Linked DNA regions of Mus musculus: region 2 is linked to region 1. The links are chromatin loops, found by intact Hi-C in ENCODE. Cell type or tissue: left cerebral cortex. All regions are shown on one strand. Each heading gives the region's core, and the rest is flanking DNA. Links, peaks and the distances in the headings are about the cores only. Region 1 overlaps Tspan12 (tetraspanin 12). Region 2 overlaps Cped1 (cadherin-like and PC-esterase domain containing 1).

Region 1 (8,339 bases), core at 190-8,189:
GTGAAACTTTCCAACATCCTTCATATGCACTTCCTCCACTGCTCCCTCTCTTTCTCCCTCTCCCTCCCCCTCTTCCTATGTCTCTGTCTGTCTCTGTCTCTGTCTGTCTGTCTGTCTGTCTGTCTGTCTGTCTCCTCCAGGTCAAGCCTAAACATTGCACCCTTGTAACTAGAGAAAGAAGAGGTGCAGCGCACTGAATCTCACCAACCCCATTTCTAAGTCTGAAGCCTGGCTGAGCCTGAGTCTGACACCCTGCATCTAAAAACACAGTGATGCAGACACTTCCCAAGAACGGGGTACCAGGAATCCAGGGAGCACTGGCCCCGGCCACCTGAACTTTGGTACTTGCAATTCCCTAAGCCAAAAATACTCTTTGCAGTCTTTGCACAGCTGAGTCCTTATCTCCAATTCTGTTAAAATTCTACCTTTCAAGACAGCCTCATCCCATCTCAGGAAGCACCCTCAGCTAGAGAGCCTCACCCTATTACTGAGTAAAGACTTGCAAGAGCTTACTGCCCTGTGGTTTGTTTTTTGTTGTTGTTGTTTTTTTCTGTAATTGTCTTTTTCTTGTTGTTGCTAAATGTCTATACTACTGTCCTTTAAGCTACCAGAAAGGATTTTGTCACAACGTTCTACACTGGGTGTGGAACCCAGGACAGTTACAAAATACACAAAAGCAAAGTGAGAGGCAGAGATAGTCACACATGAAATTATAATAAGCCTATTCTTTTATTCAAGGGTACACGCTGATGATTGTGGACGTTCAAGGGTTTCCATGCCAACCCTCAATGCACCTCTGGTGAGGATATTTCTACAATGTGCAGTTGTTGCTATATTTCTGTTCTATCATTTTTCAAAGGTTTCAAAACGTGTCATAAAATATTATTGGGTCAGGGGAACCGGGCAGGCCACCAGATGGTTGCAAATGATTTATTTCCCTGATTTCAGACTTCTGAAGAAAGAGTGTAGGAAGAAATCGGGTCCTTATCTCAGAGCTTAGAGAATATGGAAGATAAAGAGGCCTTGAAGTCCGTCTGTTACAGAGTCACTCTTAATTTAAAAGCCTGTTCCACAGCACCTGTTGACATGGCTACCCGACCTTGACTTTTAATATTTTTAGCAATGAGACACTGGCTTACAAGATAGCCTGTCTCATGATTGGACAGATTTTGATGAACAAGGTCTTCCTTCCTTTGATGCAAAATTCCCTTCCTGTAACTTCTGGCCCTTGGTGCAGTGCTGCGTGGGCTTCGTTCCTGATCTGAATTAGAAATTTTGAGATATTCGAAGACATCGAATATGTTTTCCTTGCATTTCCACAACTTCAGAAGAATCCTGTCAAAGCCTCCAGTTCTTAGTCACTCATTTTGCCATTTAAACACTCATTTTGCAGGCGGATGATCTCAGAATGCTTATTTTTTAATTATGGACCTAATCGTACTTGAGCCATAAAGCTACTAAATGATCCCCTTTTGAAAGTCAATTATGCATATAACTGTACTGTTATCATCATCAACTGTACTAATATCAGCATCAGTTGCTCCTTGTAAAATTCCAAAGCAGATTGCTCTGATACAACCAACCTAACCAGAGGTCTGTGTCTGAAATCAATTTACAGTTGTCCACATCGGCTGACTATTGAAAGTGTTTAAATTAATCTGGGTTATCATTTAGCACATGTACAACAATGTGGCTTCCTCCGATCTTTTTCCATTAGGCAGTCTAGAAAGAAACCATCGGCAGAAAGAATCCCATTACAGAGCATTAGAAAGCACAGTCTAAGCCACTCCGGGAAAAGTGAATTGAGTGTTACCAGAAGAAAATTATATAAAATATAAAAATGAATAATTTTCAGCTAAATAAAGTAAAAATGAAGAGAGATGGTCTGCATTCATATTCTGAAGAGGTGTGCGGTGGTACTAGGATCTCAGCCATTCTTCTAACACATCATTAGCACCAAGGCAGAAACTCACCCACAGTGGTAGAAGTGCTAACTTTCAATGTTGACTTGCTGTTTCTCAAAACTAGCCAATGAGCAAAATTTATACTAGGAACATTCAACACACACACACACACACACACACACACATTCTGTAATCACCTATTCTTTTAATGAATAAGAGTAAGTTATAATGTTATAAAAATCTCCAGAGTAGTTTCCATTTAACACTTGCAGAAGTATTGAGTCCTGTGTTTTGTAGCATAAAAAATCCTGGCTTGGCCCCGGCATAGTCTCACAAGAGACTCCTATATCAGGGTCCTTTCAGCAAAATCTTGCTAGTGTATGCAATGGTGTCAGAGTTTGGAAGCTGATTGTGGGGAAGTGGATGCTCACAGTCAGCTATTGGATGGATCACAGGGCCCCCAATGGAGGAGCTAGAGCAAGTACCCAAGGAGCTGGGGGGAATCTGCTACCCTATAGGTGGAGCAACAATATGAACTAACCAGTACCCCCCGGGAGCTCGTGTCTCTAGCTGCATATGTATCAGAAGATGGCCTAGTCGGCCATCAGTGGAAAGAGAGGCCCATTGGTTGTACAAACTTTATATGCCTCAGTACAGGGGAACTTGGCCAGAGCCAAGAAGTGGGAGTGGGTGGGTGGGGGAGTCGGTGGGGGAGGGTGTGTGGGACTTTTGGGATAGCATTGGAAATGTAAATGAAATAAATACCTAAAAAAAAATAAAACTCATGGCTTGCTTGCACTTCCTCATGTTCTACAATATCCACTAGACAACAGAGATGCCGGCCTTTCACCTGAGCATAGTCACTGAGGAACCTGGAACTCTGACTCTACCATGTTGTGTTGAGTTAACTGTATCTGATGCATCCTTTGTGCTACTGAAGCCAAGTGCATCATAGCATGTTCAAAGAAATAAAAGCCAAGCTATTGGATTCAGAGTCTTCAGTAATGTGAGGAATTTCAGTACATATTTTTATTATCTTTTAAAATAAACAAGCAGGGCTATTCAGTTGTTTCGACAATTCTGGTTATAGGTTACACTGTGTGTGTCCTCACAAAATTTATGTTTAATCTATTTTCCTCACGGCTCTGATTTTATAACAACTGGGTTGTTGAAGATGTAATGAAGCGACGATGAACCCAAACTGCAGAACACTGGGCTCCAAGGTGACCTGTCTGGGGACATTTGGAGACAGAAACACACATGGAAAATACCATACGAAGAGAAAAACAGACCAGGAAAACATTTCTACAAGAAACGGGAGGAGAGGCAGTCAATGAGCCCTTCCTCCCAGCCTTTGAAGGAGCTGACCTGACCTTGTAAGCATAGAGATCTTGAATTTCTACTCTGTCAAACTGCAAACCTGTTTCTGTTGTTGAAGCCACTCAGCTTGCAACATTCAGATTAATTCATATCAGATAGTGTGCAGAATAAAGTGTGTATCTCTACTACTGACTTCGTAAGGCAGCCTTTAAAAAAAAAGTGGGCAAGTATGTGGGTGGGGTGGGGGTATATTCTCCTCAGGCACATAAAAGGCATCTATTTTTAAAGTCCTGAGGTGCAGTGGGAGAGATGGCTCAGCGGGTACTTATTTGTTATACAAACATTAGAGCCTGAGTTCAAATCCCCAGCACCCACAGAAATGCTGGGCATAGCAGCACACATCTGCACTCCCAGTGCTCGAGTTAGGAGAGACAGATAGATGCCAGAAGCTTCCTCTGCCTTTATATGCACACATTTAGTGCATGTGTGCCTGGATGTATATACACAGTTCATACTCACACTCTCGCACATGCACACACACACACATGCATGTGTTATTACTACAAACATATCATAGAAACATATTCTTATTCTATTATAAGCAGTCTAAATATTTAGATTTAGCCCAAAGTGTTCAGCAGTGTTCCATGAGTGCACGTCCACAGGTAGAAATGTAGTTAGTGAAACTGAAGAAATGATTTTTTTTTTTTTTTCGAGACAGGGTTTCTCTGTGTAGCCCTGGCTGTCCTGGAACTCACTTTGTAGACCAGGCTGGCCTTGAACTCAGAAATCCACCTGCCTCTGCCTCCTGAGCGCTGGGTGTGCACCACCGCCCGGCTTAAGAAATGAAATTTTAAGTACTCACTTTGTAGACCAGGCTGGCCTTGAACTCAGAAATCCGCCTGCCTCTGCCTCCTGAGCGCTGGGTGTGCACCACCGCCCGGCTTAAGAAATGAAAATTTAAGTACTCAATCTAATTTAATGAAAATAATCACGCATAGCCAGTGGCTACTGTAACTTTCAGCAAAACTTTAATTAACTTGTGTGTGTGTGTGTGTTGTGTGTGCCTCATTTTAGGTGTATACATGTGTGTGCAGGAGCCTATAGAGATCAGAGGAGGTGCCATATCCCTTGGAACTAGAGTTAAAGGTGGAGTTATAGTTTTTAGACACAAAGTGAGCGTTAGGAGCTAAACCCCAGTTCTCTGTAAGAGCAGTAAGTAATGTTTTTAACCATTTCACTGAGCCATCTCTGTAGCCCAGCTTACAGATAAACTTTACATTTTAACTTGAGAATGGTATCCCATTACTCACTGTGAAACACCTAAGGACAAAGGAACATAAAAATTCCTACGAAAGAGCAACTGAGTCCTGGAAGAATGCACAATAAGTGAATTTGGGGGGCACCAAATGATTGATTTTTAAACCCAGTAAAATGTTTCAGCAAACTAAAACTGAGATTACCGGTTACTACCAGCAGGGGGAACCAGAGAGCGGCTCACATAATTTTCTCAGGAGAGTTTTGTCTCTCTTACATCAAGGCCCTAAACCAGTCTGCCCAGGCTTCCCGCACAGAACCCGTTAGCTGCATGATCTGCACGTGCCTATTTTCAAGAGCTCTAGAAGAGCACAATAGGATCCGGCTGTAGGCGTTAAAGTGTAAAATCTAATTAATGAGAGTGATTATTAAAAAAAAAGATAAAATTCAATTAATGAACTAGGTCTTTCTCAATCCTGTTTGTTGAAATATGGTTACTGTGATTTTTCACTTTTTAAAAAATCATGTATCAGAGATAAAAGAAAAATGAGGTCTAATGATATACACAAAAAGTGGAAATTTAATCAGCATAGTGTTGAAGAGTGTTTTGGGACGTTTGTCCGGGATATGATGCCCACGCATGGTCTTACCTCTTGGTAAAGGTCACTGAGATCTTCCTGGTGAGCCTGCTTGGAGCACCCTGGGAACTCCCTGACACAGCAGGAGTCGGGAGGCCAGTCCATTTCTGTCATTTCCAACCAGTCAGTGAAGTACACCACTCCACAGCACTTAAACTAGAACAGAATCACCAGTCACACTTAGAAACGACACAGAACAGCTTCTGTTTAACCTAATAGAATTGAGAGAGCTGATGTCTTAAATGTTTGGACTGAGTTAAACGTCCCTCATCAGCCGGAGATGTCTGTGCATTCTATCTTGGGGATGAAAACATCATACAGGAACAGCAAACTCACCATTCCATAATGGAACAGTTCTGACCTGTGACACCCACCCCTCCTAAAAGCAAGTCGGTGTCACAGTCTCCAACTTCAAGATGTTTTGCAGATGATCACAGCGATGAAAGAATTGTCAACCACACTTACAAATTCAATAGCTAGTCTTTCATTATCATTAACTTCTAGTCAGCAGAGAGTAGCTAACCATTTTGCTTATTATCTATTCACTAGTATAACTAAAAATTCAACTATTGTGATGAAAGTTTCCACAAATTCCATGGAAATAAAAAAACCAAAAACTTGTTGACTGAAACTCACATCTCAAAGGTAGCCAGCCATCTTGGTTTCCTTAATCAAGGCAAAAATTCTGTAAATAGATATTTGTTTGACTTATTATTACCCAGGAGAGTGAGGTTCCTGATAAGCTAGCATATTATATCATTATAATCTCAGAAAAATAATGGCATGCCTAGCTTGAATGTAGCTGAACTTAAGAATGCGAGCTTGTCTGGCGCTAAGCCTTGTTAAGAACACTTTCAGTTGTGCTTCACCAAAGATTGTCAGAAACGCTGATGAAGGCTTACAAACAGGGCTTGAAGGCATGTGCAGCCTGGATTTAGAAAAAGCAACTGTGATCAGGACAGCTTTGCCCTTGGATAACAGAGAAATCCTCTTCTAGACAGTCGGAAGGAAGGAATATGGGCAGTCACGGAGAAGAACCCTGCCAAGAGGGATGGTTATGCAAATTACTTCGCCCAGGAGACCAATCCGTGCTCAAGATTAACACGGAATCATAAAATATCACAATCCAGCGCCATTTCAAAGCTTAACCAAAACCAACTTGGAAGGATTCCGAATTCCTCATGCAACAGCAAGCGAGGAAAATGCTCAGTGTACTTGGGACATTTCCACTCACTTGCCTGAAACGCTTATGATTTAAAGAGCTTATGATTTAAATATAAAGCGGCATCACAAAAGCACCTTGAGTGATAAGCTCTTAATACTAAGAGTTTTGAGAAACTTATAAGACATTTTCCGTAGTGTTTAGAAAGCGTGGGTGTATCACAAACGTCACAACTACGCAACATCGTAGCACCACAAGGTTAGCATAAACGTCAGAGATTCTGACACAAAGTATTGGGAGTCCTGAAAATAAAGCGCATCTTTAAAGACTCCACTTCCTAAATATTTTAAATGATCGCATTTTGAGGTCACTATTTTAAAAGTCTTTTACCCAGAGAAAACTGTCTTTCCCCATTTCTTAGAGGGGCAAGCCTTTCTAAGCGGCAAGCCAGGGCCATTCTCAGAGCACCCTACTTCCAGTCACAATGGAGCAGCCCATTTATCTGGCTCTGTCAGGAAATGAAGACTTCCATAGCAGTGGCTTTTCCAAATAACTTGAACATGCTGTGTTCAGTGCCAACATTGTTAAAGAGCTGCTGACATCCGTTCTTTCCTACGGAGTTGTTTCAGAGCCTATCCACAGAGGGCTGTGGATCTGTACGAAGGCTTTCTGAACCTCCTGAAGGTGAGTGAACTCAGTATTACACCAGCTCAAGTCTGTGCTCTGTCACTACCTGCCAAGAAGACAACAGGTTCATTTCAAGGTAGCTCTGCTCCAAGCTGATGCTATGTTAAGCTCTAGAAAACACAATAGAATCATTATTTTTATTTATTTATTTATTTATTTTTTGGTCTTCGTTCTTCTTGAGTTTCATGCGTTTAGCAAATTGTATCTTATATCTTGGGTATCCTAAGTTTCTGGGCTAATATCCACTTATCAGTGAGTACATATTGTGTGAGTTCCTTTGTGATTGGGTTACCTCACTCAGGATGATGCCCTCCAGGTCCATCCATTTGCCTAGGAATTTCATAAATTCATAGAATCATTATTTTTACATATAAATAAACTGAGCCCCTCAATAGGTGAAGGGACTTTCTGATCAGTCAGAAAATGGCAGCAACTATGATTCCAAAGCTTACACAAGCGCTACCATTAGATATATATGTTTTTATTGAAAAATTATGTTTAAAATAAGGTATTAGGGAGCGTCACTAAGAATTATGCAAGATCCATTCAGTTACAGCCCACGTGCAGGACCACAACAAATGAGTTCCAAAGGTGTGTTTATTGTAGAGGAGAAAAATTGTCCTAGGCTGAGTTGTCTCTCCCATTCTAAATTTTTATGTTAAAATTCTAACCCCTGTACTTATGAGATTGTTCATGTCAAGAGAGCCACTGGAAAGGTAAGTAATCTAAAATAAGGTCAACAGCATGGGCTTAATCAGGTATGAATGATATCCTTATAGGAAGAGGAAATTAAACATGGACACATATAAAGACAAGACAATGGGAGGACATGGGACGAAGGCTTTTACATGCCAAAGGAAGAGGCTTCAAAGAGCATCAATACTGACACTCTTGAACATTCGGCCTCCAGAAGAGTGAACAGACACTTGTCCTGAGTGACCGCACGTGTGATACTTCAGTGTGGCAGTCCTGCCAGACTAATAAAGGGCTTTGAATGCCTTCTGGATATTTGGACGGATTCGCCACTCTTTTTATGCAAACTAGAATTGTGAGGTAAGAGAGAATATTTCAAGTGAAGCCAGGATATAGCATTTGTAGCACTTGTTTATGGTCCATGGAGGTGGAGCCCTGAAAGAAGGAAAAAGGGTTCGCTATTTCTCAACCTGGGTTACCACAGTTTGCATTCTAAGTTCCAGAAAAATAAAGATTCTGGGAGCTCTAGCAGGGGCAGTTCCTGAACACAGCCTTCTATAAATGCCCTGGTGCTTTACACGTCTTTTCACGGGGTTGTTTTCAGTCTAATTGTGCAACAAACAAACAAAGTCAGGAAGCAACGGAATATCAGGAAATCTGTGTGACACTGATAATTTC
Region 2 (8,339 bases), core at 38-8,037, 280 kb after region 1:
CATCCTGAATGGCAAGAAGAAAGGCAGCTGGACACGAGCATTTATCTCTTTCTATTTCCTTACTGTGGGTGCCATGGGAGCTGTGACCTTACACACCTGCTGCTACCCCATAGGCTGTACCCTTAAACGGAAAGCCAAAGTAAACCCGTCCATCCCATGTTTATTGTGTAAAAGGCTTAATGCTTATTTTTTAAAAGTCTGTAATATTAAGGTGATCTGCTGATCCTATCATCAGCACCATAGTGGCCTTTTGTGCAGAAACAGGAAAATCTAGCCTAAATGTGTATAGAATCTCAAAGAGCCTTAAATAGCCAATACAATCTGGAAATTGGGAAGAAGAAAAAAAGCCATACAAAACACAGAGGTCTCAGATTCCTGATTTCTGATAACTATAAAACCATAATTCCTAAAGAGACACAGATCATCAGCTCGATCACAGAACACATAAACTCCCATAAAGATGATCAGAAGACTTGCAACAAAAGCTCAGACTTTTATTGTAAAGGAAAAGAACTATTTCAACAAAAGGTGTTGGGGAAACTGTATATCTGCATTAAAAAACAAAACAACACAACAAAACAAAAAAACCTCTCTCTGCCATTTGCAAGTGATGGGACATTGAGCAAACTACTTCTTATTAAATTATTTTCAAAAGAAAACACTTTGTAGGCTAGAAAGATGGTTCAGTGGTTAAGAGCACTGACTGCTCTTCCAGAGGTCTTGAATTCAAATCCCAGCAACCACATGGTGGCTGACAACCATCCATAATGAGATCTGATGCCCTCTTCTGGTGTGTCTGAAGACAGCTACAGTGTGCTTATATAAAATAAATAAATAAATCTTTTTTTTTAATTGGGTATTTATTTCATTTACATTTCCAATGCTATCCCAAAAGTCCCCCACATGCTCCCCCACCCACTTCCCTACCCACCCACTCCCACTTCTTGGCCCTGGCATTCCCCTGTACTGAGGCATATAAAGTTAGCACAACCAATGGGCCTCTCTTTCCACTGATGGCCAACTAGGCCATCTTCTGATTCATATGCAGCTAGAGACACCAGCTCTGGGGGGGGGGGGGGTGTGATTGGTTAGTTCATATTGTTGTTCCACCTATAGGATTGCAGATCCCTTCAGCTCCTTGGGTAATTTCTCTAGCTCCTCCATTGGGGACCCTGTGATCCATCCAATAGCTGACTGTGAGCATCCACTTCTGTGTTTGCTAGGCCCCGGCATAGTCTCACAAGAGACAGCTATATCAGGGTCCTTTCAGCAAAATCTTGCTAGTGTATGCAATGGTGTCAGCGTTTGGAAGCTGATTATGGGATGGATCCCCGGATATGGCAGTCTTTAGATGGTCCATCCTTTCGTCTCGGCTCCAAACTTTTTCTCTGTAACTCCTTCCATGAAACCTGTCCATCTTAAGTTGCATTTGTGAGACCTTTTGCAGCAGCCACGGGAGAGGAAAGTGATACAACGTAATCATCACCACCGTTTTGAATGTTAAAGATTATTGAAAATGGAAAGGTCGTTAGTGGAGAGTGTTGGAGTAATGGCTGGAGAGCCCTGCCAATCATCAGAGGGGTTTGCCAATGCAGACTGGCTTACCTACTTCCTCACTGTGATGTAACTATTGATCTAATGCTACAGGTCAGAAACCAAGAGCCAGAGAAGTAGGGAAGCCATCTCATTCCTTCAAGTTGTAGCCATTTTTTTTAAAATAAGAAGTATTAGATTCCTATCCACATGTATGCTAGAAAGCTATAAACAAATCTCCAGCAGCAGAAACTGCTTGTGGGAGCTTTCCCATGTAGCCAAAGGTCTTTCTACCTCAATGCTCCGAAAAACAAAGACAACAAAACAAAAACAAAAACAAACTAAAAAACACTACAACAGCAGCAGCAGCAGACAATTGAGCCCTTTCTCGGGTTGTTGGTTGGTCTTTATGTAGGCAGGTTGGAGCACTTCTCTCAGGCAGGCTTGCAGTTTGTCCTCTTCAGATGTGTTCTCAGTGTTTCTTTGGAGGAGCATCTCAGTGCTGACAGCCCAAGGATGGAGCAGGAAATCAATGGTGAGAAGCCTCTCTCTGTATCTCTCCCAGGTTTCTTCTGTTCTTCTCATTGGTTAGTTCCCCAGGCAGTTTCTTCATTTCAGTGATTCTGCCTTCAAGCCAGAGGAAATGAATCTCGCTAACTGTTGTGTTTCTTTTATGCATGTACCATACAAAGGAGAGTGAGGATGTGTGAGACACAGCGACTAAACCTAGACCAGCGAGGAAGAGCCCCTGTCTGGATTGCAGCGGACTTTGGTGGATATTTTTATTTAGATCTGAACACCGAAGAAAAAAAAAAGAAGCAAAACCTGAGAGTTTCAAAGGAAGAAATGTAGTAGTTTTGACTAATATTCAGACCTTTGTCTATTTTTTCTTTTATTTTGTAATTTAGTGCAGCGTTGTCAGCTACTCTGTCACGCAAAGGAATAACAGGAGCACAAAGAACTTGGTTGTTACCTAGTAAATCCAAAGTGCATCTGCCTTTAGGAACAAAATCGCAAGATCTCCACCTTGATCTCTTTCTGAACCTCTACTGTTGTATGTAGTCTTTGCTACAGCACTTTAAGCCTCTGGCGGGTTCCTCTGGATCTGTGGACGGACACACACACACACACACACACACCAGCTTATTTTTATATTGCTTTAGCTCAATGGCCAGGCTCTTCTAAACCTCCTTTGGCTGTCATACCCTTCTTTTTGCTCCTAGCTCAGCTCCCTAAATCTGCCCTTAGCTTCAGTTGCTCAGTTACCTTTAGTCCCAGCTCAATGCCCTAAACCTTCCCTCAGCTTAGTTCTGTTTCTAAACTCCGACCTGCTACCCCAGGCCCAGTCGGTGAAGTGGCCAATGGCCACTCTACCCTAGATCTCACGTGACTGGTGGCTTTTCTCCTTCTGAAGCATGGTGATTCTCCTTCTCCCGCTCCTGCATCTCTTAGCCTGCATGCAGGGCCCCTGGAAGTCCTGCCTCATCTCCTAGCTCCAGGTTCCTGCCCTGAGTTCCTGCCCTGATTCTCCTAACTGATGGAGTGCGACCTGAGAATTGTAAGCTGAAACAAACCTTTCCCTTCCCAAGTTACTTTCGGTCATGGTGTTTTATCACAGCAGTAAAAACCTACCCCTTGCACTTATGTGAAAAGTCAGGCACAGCTGTACACGCTTGTGATCCTAAGACTAGGATGGGCAAAAGTAGGATCCACAGAGCTTTCTGGCCAACCAGGCAAAACCCAGTGAGAAGCTCCAGGCCCAGTTAGTGATCCTATCTCAAAAATGATAGAGGAAGATGCATGGCACACACCTGCACACACACCTGCACACACACAGACAGGCACATGTATATACACATATACACAGATACATAGACACATACATACACATATATACACACACACACATGTGCACACACACATATATATATACACACAAACACACACAGATGTACACATGCACACACACATACACACAGATACGCACACATATATACACAGGCACACACACACATGTGCATGCGCACATATGTGCACACATGCATGTGCACAAATGCTTGTACACACACATGCACACATACACACACATAGAGACAGACACACGCATGCACACACAAACACATACAATACATACAGATACACACACACACACATATACACATGTGCACGTACACATACACACACATACATATACACACACAAACACACAGGGGTGGGAGAGGTCAGTGGTTTGGGGAGATATACAATGGATGTTGAATTTCAAATCAAGCATTCCCCTAGCCTTCTTCTGGTAGTAAAGAAAGATATTTGCTCTCAACAGTATTGGAACGGTTATGGAAGAAAACAGTAGTAATTTCGAGACACTCGAGGGTTCACTCATTTTCATAGCCATAGAGACCAGGACACTGACTTGACTTGAACAAATCTCCAGCATTAGAAAATAAGAGTCCATTAATGTGAGGCATTCACTGACGTGTGCGTGGCCTCCTCCCTCGGCTGTATGTCGCAGAGATTTGCTCCTGAGATCATGTCTGTTGTGGCTCATCTCTAGAACATCGCATTGTAGGGTGTATGCATAATAAGACACATTTATTAAGACTAATGCCTTGGCGCAGGCATTTGGTCTCTTCCAACATGTCACATTGAAAACTAATCGTGATAGCAACTGAAAGCGAAAGTCGCAGCAAAGCATATGGAAAATGAAACATGCATGCAGATTCCTACGCAGAATCAGAATCTTGCCTTCTGAGCTAGAGTTGTGATTAGAAAGGACACCTGTCCTGTCAGAAATGTAATTAACTGAATAAGAGAGTAGCTTTGAAAGGAGTTCTCCCCTTTGATGATGGGGTAGACGTGCTCCTGTTTGTGAGAGATGCATAGACTCTATTATACAGCAAACATCTTTCAAACCCTGTGATTCATCGCATATATAATTTTTGAGACTATTTTTAAAAACTACTTCTAGCACCATCTAGTGGTCAGATGGAGGATGTTCTCTTTTCCTCTTTTTTTTTTTTTTTTTTTTTTTTGTCATTTTTACTAAAGAAAAGGAGCCTGGAGCCCACAGTATAGCATTCCAAAGGGTCACCTTGTCCCAGAATGACAAAGCAAGGAATTCACCCATATTAAGTGAGGGGATCTTCTTGCCTGATGTGTCTCACTCAACCACTTTTGTGAGAATGCAAGCCCTGACAGCAATTCAAACCTGCAGGGAGACAGGAGTCCTAGGAACCAGAAGGAGAGGTCTCATTCGGTGTTCACTCAGCTGTAAGGAAATCTAGGTAAAATAGTTCCATTTGGCCTTCTTTTAGACTTATAAAGTGGAAATGATTTTATTGATTTTTCCTTCTTCATGTGGTCGTTATAAAATGCTTTGTATGGCAAGCTTTATTATAAATCTGTATGCGTTGCATATAAGGTTTCTTAGTTACGGTTCTATTGATGTGAGGAGACACCACAGCCAGGGACACTTGTATAATAAAGCATTTAATTTAGGGCTGGTTGACAATGTCAGAAAGTTAGTCAATGATCATCACGGCCAGGAGTGTGGTGGCATGCAGGCGGGCTTGCCTATGAGGCTTGTTTTAAATATAAATTGGCAGGACTTTGTAAGGGTTCATATGCCAGGGTAGTTTTATAGATAAGCTACCCTAAAAAATTAATAAGACATAGCATTAAATCCTTACTTATATATTAGACACTGACTGTATCTAGCCCCTCTTTAACCTCACATAATTATTTATGGGGTAGATGCACTCATGTTCAGATCCATATCTCCTGCTACACCACTATTCTGGATTTTTTAGGCTGATTATATTATCCAAACTAAGGAAGAATTTATTTGGAAGAAACTATTATGGCTGGATCTAAGAGGAGATTACATTTAGTTACTCATTCTGCTTTTATTATGTCATCAGATAACACAATCCTCCTGATAGAGTGCTCATGGGCATTATGATTAAGCACTGCAATGTGCACTTACAACAGGCAGAAGATGGTTTGGTTTTGTTAGGAAACTCAACAGCAGACCAGAATTGCTAGCCTTGAGCGAGAAAACTCTCCAGGCCTCACTACTTGCTTATATGAGATCTTCTAGGGATCCCCTTATACCTTATCTTATTACCCCTTTTCTCATGTGACTATACTAGACTCAACTGCTCAAGCTATCGATATCTCTGCCAAGCAAAAGGAAGGCCTACCGTGGGAAGCTTTATGCTGTAGTCACATATTTGGAGTTAAGGATGAGAGGTCAAGGGTGAGTCTCCTATGAGTGCAAACAGCAGCTTCAGGTCTGGGCCTCTCTGGTATAATAGCACCACCTTCCGGGCCTGGAAGGACTGGGTTCATATCTTTAAATTGCTTTGAATACTGCATGTTATACGTGTACAATGAGAAGTTTATGGGCATTAAATATTTTTTTTCACTATATTGCAAAGAGCTTGTCTTGGTCAGTGTTCCAATTCTGTGAAGAAACATCATGAACAATACAATTCTTATAAAAGAAAGCATTTAATTGGCAGCTTGCTTGCAGATCCAGAGGGTCAACCCATTATCATGATGGGGGCATGGTGGGAGTATGGCAGTACTGATGGCCTTAGAAAAAGCTGAGAGCTACATCCTCTTTTACAGGCAGATAGCGTAGAGTGAGCTTTTGAAACCTCATAGCTCATCCCAAGTGGCGTACTTCTTCTGACAGGGCCACACCTCTTAATCCTTCTAATCTCAAGTAGTCCCACAACCTGGTGACTAAACATTCAAACATATGAGCCAATGGGACCATTCTTATTGAAACCACCACAGTGGTCTAGTTTTATTTTTATTACTGTGATTAAAAATAACATATGGAAAGAGGTTTATTTGGCTCACAATTCACTGTTGCAATTCATATTGTGGGGACGTCAAGTCAGGAATTTAAAGATCACATTCACAGTCAAGAGAAGAAAGGTCAAACCCATGGGTCTTTGCTTCCTTCCTTCCTTCCTTCCTTCCTTCCTTCCTTCCTTCCTTCCTTCCTTCCTTCCTTCCTTGCTCTAGGCTAGCTTTCTCTTCTCTCATACTATTCAGGACTACCTGTCTAGAGAATGGCACTGCTCACAGTGGGCTGGGTTTTCCTATATCAATTAAGCAATCAAGACAGGACCCCTAAAATCGTGACCTTAACCCAACCTGATTTTGTTAATTCTTCATTTAAGACTCTCTTCCTAGGTAATTCTAGGTTGTGTTAAGTAGACAGTTAAAGCTATACCAGATAGCTAGTCTAGCCGATTGGTGAGATCAAAGTTCGGTAAGAACCCTTGTCTCTAAAAACAAGTCAGAAAATGAGAGAAGACACCCATATAGACACATATGGACAAAGCCCTCCATATAAACATATGTATACCCTAGATCTGTGGTTTTCAACGTGTAGCAACCCCTTTAGCAAACTTGTATCTCCAAAAATATTTTCATTATGATTCATAATAGGAAAATTACAGTTATGAAGTAGCAACAAAAATATAATTTTATGATTAGGGTCTCTACAACATGAAGAACTGTATTAAAGTGTCACTGAAGTAGAAAGATTGAAAAAACACTGGTCTATAGAAAAGTAGTCTATCAAATACAAAACACTGAACTGAAAGCTGCCCTTAATTTTATGTCATCCTGCTACATGGCACTTCTCTTGCTATCCACCTCATTTTAATTTAAGGGTGATTCCTTGCTGGTAGACCTCACTCACAGTTCTTCAAGTCAAGTCACACACATTGCAGTACTATTGGAGCAGACTCATTCCACAGCATCTCTCACTGACTGTAGACTGTAAAAAGGGGAGAGAAAGTTGGGAAATAGGATCTCTCTCTCTCTCTCTCTCTCTCTCTCTCTCTCTCTCTCTCCCCTCTCCCCTCTCCCCCCTCCCCCTTCCCCTCTCTCTCCTTTCTTCCCTCCCTCCCTTCTTCCCTATCCCCCTTTTGATGTTGGAATTCGATGTGCTTAACATCACTGAACTTTAAGTGTCACAATTGGACTCAACAAACAAATTTCTCTAGAATGGAGTTGAGATGCAGGGCTGTACTTATTTTTCAAGTATGAAGCCATCACTATTCATGACCCAGTAATCCAAATATTTCTGTCACAGGAATGTTTACTCTGACTCTAAATAGAATTACTAAGAAAGATGATGTGTTTAAGTGAACTGAATCTGTTCTTCGTCTTCTGTTTCGTGTTTTGCAAATGCTTCAGTTTCTTTAGCCTTCTCCTCCACTCAGCGTTGGTCAGTCTACAGCCAGTTTTAGAATAGTGCTGTGTCACCCAAGAGAAAGAACTTTCAACTATAATCACAGCTGGCTATAAAAATACAAGGTCCAATCCACAAAATGATATTTTAAATTTCCCAATAATACAATGTATTCGTAAACCTAAAGTGGCCAAGGGCAAAAGAAGAGAGTGCCAAGGTGCCAATGAAGACCTTAATGAAAGAAACTGTTACCCATTGGACAGATTTTAATAGAGCATTTTGCTATGCGTGAGCCACTGAAACACTTTTAAGCTGTCGGTGGGTGAAACTCCTTAACCATACAAGACATGGCTCACACCTAAAAGCAAAACTGGAAAGAGAGAAACCTCTAGTGTGTCAACACAAATCAACTTAAGAAAATTCTAGTGGGGAATACATGCCTTACAGCCAACTCAGACTCTCAGGACTAAAGTATACTGAGAATTTTGTAAAGTCATTTAGGAAAGAAAAGTTAGATCAAGGAGTGGACAAAAGCGCTGAGGAGCCAGCTTCTGGGAGAAACTGTCAGCAGCTACAGGATGCTGGGCAAGTA

The links. Hi-C counts contacts between places; a loop is a spot of excess contacts. Peaks named below come from ENCODE experiments on the same cell type or tissue, not always from the same donor. Only the 100,000 strongest peaks of a DNase experiment are listed, where the experiment ranks them.
Region 2: a loop joins it to region 1, with 6 times the contacts of the local background. A loop is called at or near these places in 37 of 42 quality-filtered maps.

What each region holds. Positions count from the first base shown.
Region 1 is chr6:21,790,447-21,798,785 of GRCm38, forward strand. Tspan12 (tetraspanin 12) reads right to left here. Exons shown (of 9, transcript NM_173007.4): 8 at 5,132-5,275. Among named protein-coding and RNA genes, the nearest start is that of Gm30270, 58 kb to the right of the region's middle. In left cerebral cortex, for the core only: a CTCF peak has its summit at 4,701 (motif pointing right); DNase peaks (open chromatin) are centred at 4,712 and 6,175.
Region 2 is chr6:22,067,116-22,075,454 of GRCm38, forward strand. All of the region lies in intron 4 of Cped1 (cadherin-like and PC-esterase domain containing 1), which reads left to right. Among named protein-coding and RNA genes, the nearest start is that of Cped1, 85 kb to the left of the region's middle. In left cerebral cortex, for the core only: a CTCF peak has its summit at 4,504 (motif pointing left); a DNase peak (open chromatin) is centred at 4,243; H3K4me3 peaks cover 621 bases; H3K27ac peaks cover 544 bases.